2 separate regions of the Homo sapiens genome follow, and region 2 is linked to region 1. Evidence: read pairs that join two places in POLR2A ChIA-PET (ENCODE). Cell type or tissue: endothelial cell of umbilical vein. All regions are shown on one strand.

Region 1 (4,000 bases):
AGAGACCACCTTTCTAGTTTATTTGGCAAATAAATACATTTTGTTTACTTTCCCTTTATTTCTTTGTTTTTCATCAGTTGTGAGTCAGTCCAATGAGGTGCTCCTCGGTCTGGCTCCTCTGCGAAATTGCTGGCCACACCTTCCTTCTTTCCACAAAACTAACACAAGGCTCTTCTGTGCACTAGAAAGGGCTTTTGTTGAAGACCTGGGATAACAGCAGGTAATTACTGCACAGGCAGGGAAAGACATATGATTGAAGGCACACTAAAAATGTATGTACCATCCCCCATCCCAGGGACCGCCTCACTGGCCAACTGCTGAGCTGCCACCAGCTCCCTGTAGTTCCAGGTCTCCTTTGCCATCCCTTGCTCTCTCATCTCCTTTTTAAGCCTGAGCTTCCTTCACAAAGTGACTGCAACAGGCTCAAAAATTCTAGGCACTTCATTCCATGTGCATATAAGCTCTCGCATTCTTACTATTCCTACTGGGTCAATTTGTTCCTCCAAAATTTAAGGCTAATAGTTCCTCATCATAGGGTTGTTGAAAGAAGTAAGTAATTTTTTTTTAATTTAGTGCTAACACTGAGTATTTTATATACTTTTTGAGCACAGTGTTTGCCACTCAATACCCAATAGCAATTGATACTACAATTATCTTTCTCATACAGGAGGTTGTGATAGACACGACTGTACACACCAACATTCAGTTCTTTCTGAATGTTACACGCCCACAGGCATGTGTTTCACTCCTTCTGTTATGTGGGATGCAGGCCTGAGCCACTGTATTTGCTATCAGAAGGCTGAAGGGGCTTCACATCTTCAGGCAGCATACCCAGGTTGTATCAATAAAAGTAACTGATATTAGTGTTCCCAGGGGATGAAGATTGTCATTCTGTCCAGCAAAATCTTTTCACTGAGTTGGATAAATATATTAACAGGTTCCCTTTGTTCACAGTGTCTTAGTTTATTTTTGCTGCTGTAACAGTCACTCATGATCTCACTTTTCCGATCCTTGCAATTAGGCAGGGCCACGAGTCTGGACCACGAGTCTGTCACATGGACAGAGAGAGCAAGTGATATGCAGCACTTCCAGCCAAAGCCCAGAAAAGCCGGTGTGACAGCTTCACACTCTCTGCTCCCTGCCATGACTGAGGGGCCTTGTGCTACTTTGGTGGTCCCTAAAATTGAGTCATCCCGGACTTCTGAGTCACCCTGGGGAGGACAGCTACCCTGATGCATCTTCTAGAACTGCACCAAGCGGAGAGTGAGGGAAAAATGCACAGGGTCATGTACACATCTGAGATGTTGGTGATTCTTATTGCTAATGCATGGCCTAGCCTAATCTGACTAGCAGGGACATCAGGGATGAGTTTTTGTGATGGACTGAATTGTGTCCCTTCCAAAACTCACAGGCTGAAGCCCCAATCCCCAAAGTGACTATTAGGATATTGGGCTTTGCTTTGCTTTTCTTTCTTTCTTTTTTTTTTTTTTTTTTTTTTGTTTTGAGATGGAGTTTTGTTCTTGTTGCCCAGGCTGGAGTGCAGTGGCACGATCTCGGCTCACTGCTACATCTGCTTCCTTGGTTCAAGCAATTCTTCTACCTCAGCCTCCCCAGTAACTGGCATTACAGGCACCCATCACTATATCTGGATAAGTATTTGTATTTTTAGTAGAGAAGGGGTTTCACCATGTTGCCCAGGTTGGTCTCAAACTTCTGACCTCAGGTGATCCACCCACCTTGGCCTCCCAAAGTGCTGGGATTACAGGTGTGAGCCACTGCACCCGGCTGATATTGGCCTTTTAAGGAGGTAATTAACACGAGGCCTTTAGACTGGGGCCTAATCCAGTAGGACTGCTGTTCTTCTACAAAAAGAAAGAGACACCAGGGATTCCCATAGAGAGAGAAAAGGCCCTTTGAGGACCCAGGGAGAAGGCGGCCATCTGCCAGCTAAAGAGAGAGGCGTCAGGAGAAACCAACCCTGCCAGCATCCTCATCTCAGACTTCCAGCCTCCAGAACAGTGGGAAACAAATTTCTGATATTTAAGTCACCTGGCCTGTGGTATTTTGTTCTGGCAGCATGGGCAGACTGATACAGCTCTCCGAAGGCTGGTAGTACCAGGCATCAGTCCGAGATGGACTAAAGCCCAGGAAAGAAAAATTTAGAGACCAAAAGGGGAAGCACTTTTCACATCGATAATATTGTAGGGCCCATAGTCTGACTAACAATAAACAAGGGAGATTTTTGTAAAATGCAGGACCCCCACCTGCCCCAGTCACTGGGCCACCCCACTCTACCTTTGGTCACCTCCTCTGCAGTTTGATTCAGCCTCTGACCCGAACACACTGGATAAACCTCCCTCCAGTCAAGACTTATCCTCCCATGGGAAAGCCTGTAAAGAGAGTCAGGAAAAGCAGCTACAAACAAAGATATTTTTATTTGGAAGAAGACAAAAGAGCTATGACTAATACTTTCTAGGATGTCTTGCCTCTTTAACCCTCTCCCTGTTTATTATTTGTGCTAATCCCGTCTGCTCCCCTGCAGTTATCCCCAGCCAGGACAGACCTCTGTGTCTTGTATTAGAGACCTTTGAGCAAAGAAGGAGGGAGTGTGTCTCCCACTCTGCTGCAGACTTGGAGAGAGAGGAATACAGAGAAGAAGGCAGTTAAGGAGAGAAGGATCGTCACATCCCTGAGGCCTTGGGGAGAAACAGATGAACAAAATTGGCCTCGGAGTTTTAAGAATGAGGACAGCCAGCCTGCATTGGGTTGTAGACCTAAAGTCTGACGGGAAATTACCTTGGAAGCAGAGAGCAAAAGAGGACAATTTCAGAAGTGATTATCTAAGCATTATACCTCTAGAAGATCTTGATAATAAATTATCAGAGGGAATTTAGTATAAAGTAGAGAAAAGCTAAAATTCTCAAGGAATTTGACATCATGTTAAAATGTACAAAGACCTGGAAAAATACTGAATTTTCTAATTAGGGTCTTCAAATAAGATAGGATTTGTTGAAAAAGAGATCTCTGAATCAACTGAAAAATAATTGATCTATCAAGCAGGCTTGCAGCAACAAAAGGCTCAATAACACAAGATCCATCTGAAGCATATGCAATGGAGAGGTCATTTCGAAGGTGTAGGCAGGGTTTGGGGAAACATCCAGGGGTGCTCAAACACCCAGGGATTAGCAAAGTCAGGGGAAGAGGTCAGCACCCTATCCCTGAAGGGATGAGGAGTGATATGGTTGGACTCTCTGTCCCCACCCACATCTCATCTTGTAGCTCCCATAATTCCCATGTGTTGTGGGAGGGACCCAGTGGGAGATAACTGAATCATGGGGGTGGGTATCTCCTATGCTCTTCTTGTGATAGTGAATAAGTCTCACGAGATCTGATGGTTTTAAAAATGGGAGTCTCCCACCACAAGTGCTCTCTCTTTGCCTGCAGGCATCCATGTAAGACGTGACTTGCTTGTCCTTGCCGTTCACCTTCCACCATGATTGTGAGGCCTCCCCAGCCATGTGGAGCTGTAAATCCAGTAAACCTCTTCTTTTGTAAATTGTCCAGCCTTGGGTATGCCTTTATCTGCAGCATGAAAATGGACTAATACAAGGGGAGAGTGTGGTCTTAGCAGAGTTTGACAAGAGCTGGACCAGGAAGACGGCTGGGGTTGGAGCTGGAGTGAGCGGGGCAAAAGGCAGCATCCACCAGAACTCTGGAGGCAACGAGGAAGCAAATGGAGTGAGACCCCCTCCTCCCTGCCCCTCCCATCCTCCAAAACCACCCAGTGTTCCCCATTGGTCAAAACCGCTGGGAGCCAGAGGGCAAGAGAGCCTGGTGCTTCGGTCCACAGAGTTTCAGCCTCGCAGAGCAAAGGGCAGGGCAAGAGGCCCAAAGAAGAGCAAGCACATCTCATCTTAAAACGTCAAGTAGTTTGGACTAGACAGACCCATATACCCTGACTTAACCAACAAAGAAAACATGTTATCTCATGGTTAAGGTC
Region 2 (4,000 bases), 210 kb after region 1:
GACAGCCACCAGTCATATGTGTCTGGTCCAAACTGAAATTTAGTATGAAGAAAAAGAATATAAATGATCTCCTATTTTTATTTGATTGCGTGTTAAAATGATATTTTGGATAAAAATATACAATAAAATTAATTTCATCCATTTCTTAAGGTTACTAAAAAAATTTTACATTGCATATATTGTTCATACTATTTCTAGTTAATAGCACTGAGACAATAATTTGTGCTGAATGAATAAATTCTGAGGCTCTTGCAGTAAATCTCAATCCTAAGAGGACGATTCATGTTCCAACTTTCTCAAAATTAAATAAAACCTGCAACCTTTATCTTTTGATCACTCATTTGACATCCATATATATGAGAATCATTCAATTTATCTGTTTAGTAAAGACTTTATAGTTTCTAAGTGACCTTTAAATACCCCAATCCACTTCAACTCAACTCTATTCTTCGGGATGATTCAATTCTCACCCAAGGGCTCTCATTTTCAACTCCTGTTACTTATTCAGTGATAACACACTAACACCAATGTGTCTTAATCTGATTCATTTCAGTTTCTACATTTATCCTCTACATTCTTCTGTCAAGGAGACAGTAGGTACTAGAGAAAGAATATTTTCCTTTAAGGGCCTAGATGTTTGCCCAACACTCATTCTCAGGACTTTGTTGTTTGAAGTCTTTATCTACAGCAGCTCAGTGAGAGAGCAGGTATCTTCCCCAATACTAAAAAAAATCAATCACTGGGAGCATATAAAAGGAAACCAGACAGCAACTTCAATAGAAATTAAATCACATTTCCATATAAAATGTTGTTTCTCTACTTCACCCAAAAGGAAAGAAAACTAATCAATGAAACAAGGCTGACAACTGTTGAATCTGGATAATGAGTACCCAAGAATAATAATAATAATCTGCCTTTGTGAATATGTAAATTTCTCATAATAAAGTGTACACACACACACACACACACACACACACACACACACACTTTTGCTAGTTGGTTCTTCTGAAATTAGTAAATGTAGAGAAGCCTAAGAAGAAACTTAATATTTAAAATTTCAAAACCGGTACAATGTGACTTTTAATTAACAATACTAGGTGGATCATAGTACCGACTATTAAAAAAAAGGATAATGTAACACAGTTCCAATTAAAATTCCACACAAAGTAGAAAGAAGGCCCTAGGAGTAAAAAGTTGCCATCTTAAGAATTTGGTGAAGGCAGAAGAGACCTGATACACACTCAAGGTTATTTTTGGCAGTCAAGCCATCCCTCAGCAAAAGCGCAGTGGCTAACAGGGCCTCATTTCCATAGCTTTGGTCAGTAAGGAGAAAATGAGCCAAATAAATTTACTTACAGCAAATGCCAAATCAGAATGTCAGTTCCCTGCTTCTATTTCCACTGATGACATCAAACCAGAGGGCCCATGTAACAGGCAGTACAGGCAGGCCGTGGGCTGCTCCGCTGCTAAGGAGTCAATTCTAACTACAGCTCAGCGACTTTATAGCCCAAAGGGAGGGCAAGTGGAAAGTCCCACGCTCAACTGAAACACTGGAGAATGAGAAATGACCTAGTGCAGTTTCTCACAAAGCTGCTTATCTCCCTTTGTTCCTGGAGGAACTGCAAGGCATCCCAATATGAAAATGAAGCTTTGCAACAGGCAGGGTTCAGGGTACCACAGCAAAACTGTTTGCCTGCAAGTGTTAGCAAGAATATAATTTCTGCTGTTTTTCTTGGTAAAATTAAAAATGCTACTTCAGTAATCAGAAAAAAATTTTAAATCAAATTTTAGAAACAATGCTGAAGGAAAGCTCAATTTTATCCCCTCACCATACACTGAATTCAGCAAACCAGTGAGCACATATACAACTGAATTAAGCATGAGTTCATCTTTACTGATGGCAAATTTATCATCATAATCAATGATAAAACCACTATTATGCCTACTCCCATAAGAGGCACTGAACTTTCTTGAGTGGGTCAGTGTCTTGCAAAATAGGTATCATCTAACAGCCTATTCACTCCTCAAAACCCTTGCCATAGCAGTTGTCACCCTCATGATGTTCTTTTCTCTAATGTTTTCCTCATGCTCCTCTGCTGAATATCCATTTCCCTGCCAATAATATGTTATACTGACGAAAGCATTAAATCAAGATCTTCAAGGTTTTCAATGAAATGGTATAATACTAGGTCCTATTTTCTCTGTGCTCTCAGGTATTTTAAAAACACTAGTCAGGCTGGGCGCGGTGGCTCACGCCTGTAATCCCAGCACTTTGGGAGGCCCAGGCAGGTGGATCATGAGGTCAGGAGATCGAGACCATCCTGGCTAACACGGTGAAACCCCATCTCTACTAAAAATAAAAATAAATAAATAAATAAAAAATAAAAATTAGCTGGGTGTGGTGGCGGGTGCCTGCAGTCCCAGCTACTCGGGAGGCTGAGGCAGGAGAATGAGCTGAGATTGCGCCACTGCACCACTGCACTCCAGCCTGGGCGACAGAGCAAGACCCTGTCTCAAAAAAAAAAAAAAAAAACAAAAAAAAAAACCACTAGTCACACTGAACTTTAAAATGCTAACTATTAAAAACAAAACAGTAAGGCTACAGCACTTCGGCACTGTTACAGAGTAACTGGCACCATTATTTTAAAACATCTTTAAAATGTGGGAACTCAATCCTAGGGGTTTACTTCTAGGAATCGCTTAATAATTATTAGCAAACAGCATTTACTTATTACTTAATAGGTAACATATAATATTGTGCCAAAAGCTTTATATACCATGTCATCATTTAAATCACATAATTATTCCTATGCAGTGGGTATGTATCCCATTTTTACTGAGGAAACTAAGAACAAGGAGCTGAAGTTTCTAGACTCGAGCACACTGGATGTTGCTGAGCTGTTTCTCTGAACCTAAGTAGATGCCAAAGCTAACGATCTCAAGCAAGCACTATACTACCACCCTACACCGGTTTCTGCAGGACAAATAAGCAAGGCAAAGACAAGCACACAGATTTAACGACCAAAAAAAGGAAGAAAAAAGTATAGGCCAGGCACGGTGGCTCACATTTGTAATCCCAGCACTTTGGGAGGCTGAGGTAGAAGGATTACTTGAGGCCAGGAGTTCAAGATCAGCCTGGGAAACATAGTGACTCTGTCTCTACAAAAATAATAAATAAATAAATGAATACATATTCTTAACATCAGCTAGGTCTTATGCCTTAATGTTCTGTCAGAGCCTTAACCTCCAAAAATATGCGGTTCCATATAATCAATTTTCTCCTAAAAGCTCTTCTTTGCTCTCACAATGAACTGCCCAAGTATTCTAAGAATCACTTATATAGATCCCAGTTCAGTGTAGATACTCTAATTTAGAAGGCCCTTAATCCGTCATCCAGTTGAACACGGAGGATATTCGAACCTAGATATCACAGGCTAGAGTAAGTTACTATGCCATTAACATTTTCCTGATTTGCTGCAAGTTATTTTCAGTTGTCTATTTTTTCAACAGTTAATATAACATGCATGCAGCATCTCAAAAGAGCATTTAAGAAAATGGTGCTACTGGTGTGGGGGAGGGGTGAGAAGAACCACACTGAATGGCTGGGACGCAAGGATGAGAGGAAGATCTTTTGAACTGAATTTTGAACCATGTGAACTGCCTATTCAAAATTGAGGGCAAAAGTCTTTAAAAATGTAAAGGCCTACCTTCTCAGCATTAAGATGACAACTCATAAGATCACTTCTGAAATTCATCAGGCTCGGTCTGGCTCCATGTAAGTTAGTTACATTAAATAACATTACTTATTGAGAGCTATTACATGCCAAGTATCACCTACTTTAAATACATCATCTCCAATTTTCACAACAAGCAAGACAGATTATCTCCATTTCACAGATTTAAAAACAAGGTTAGAGGGAGGTGATTTATTCAGCAACTCAGAATTATAAGTGGTAAACCAATAAGGTTTCCAATCTTACCAAAGAATTCCTAATTAGTT

The links. Peaks named below come from ENCODE experiments on the same cell type or tissue, not always from the same donor. Only the 100,000 strongest peaks of a DNase experiment are listed, where the experiment ranks them.
Region 2: POLR2A ChIA-PET joins it to region 1 with 5 read pairs; 1 of 35 experiments calls an interaction of 5 or more read pairs at or near these places.

What each region holds. Positions count from the first base shown.
Region 1 is chr13:106,354,932-106,358,931 of GRCh38, forward strand. The region is part of intron 1 of LOC107984626 (a long non-coding RNA gene); the gene reads right to left. Among named protein-coding and RNA genes, the nearest start is that of LINC00460, 20 kb to the right of the region's middle. In endothelial cell of umbilical vein, no CTCF peak of the experiment used is centred here; a DNase peak (open chromatin) is centred at 2,500.
Region 2 is chr13:106,560,476-106,564,475 of GRCh38, forward strand. The region is part of intron 1 of ARGLU1 (arginine and glutamate rich 1); the gene reads right to left. Among named protein-coding and RNA genes, the nearest start is that of ARGLU1, 5.7 kb to the right of the region's middle. In endothelial cell of umbilical vein, no CTCF peak of the experiment used is centred here; a DNase peak (open chromatin) is centred at 1,536.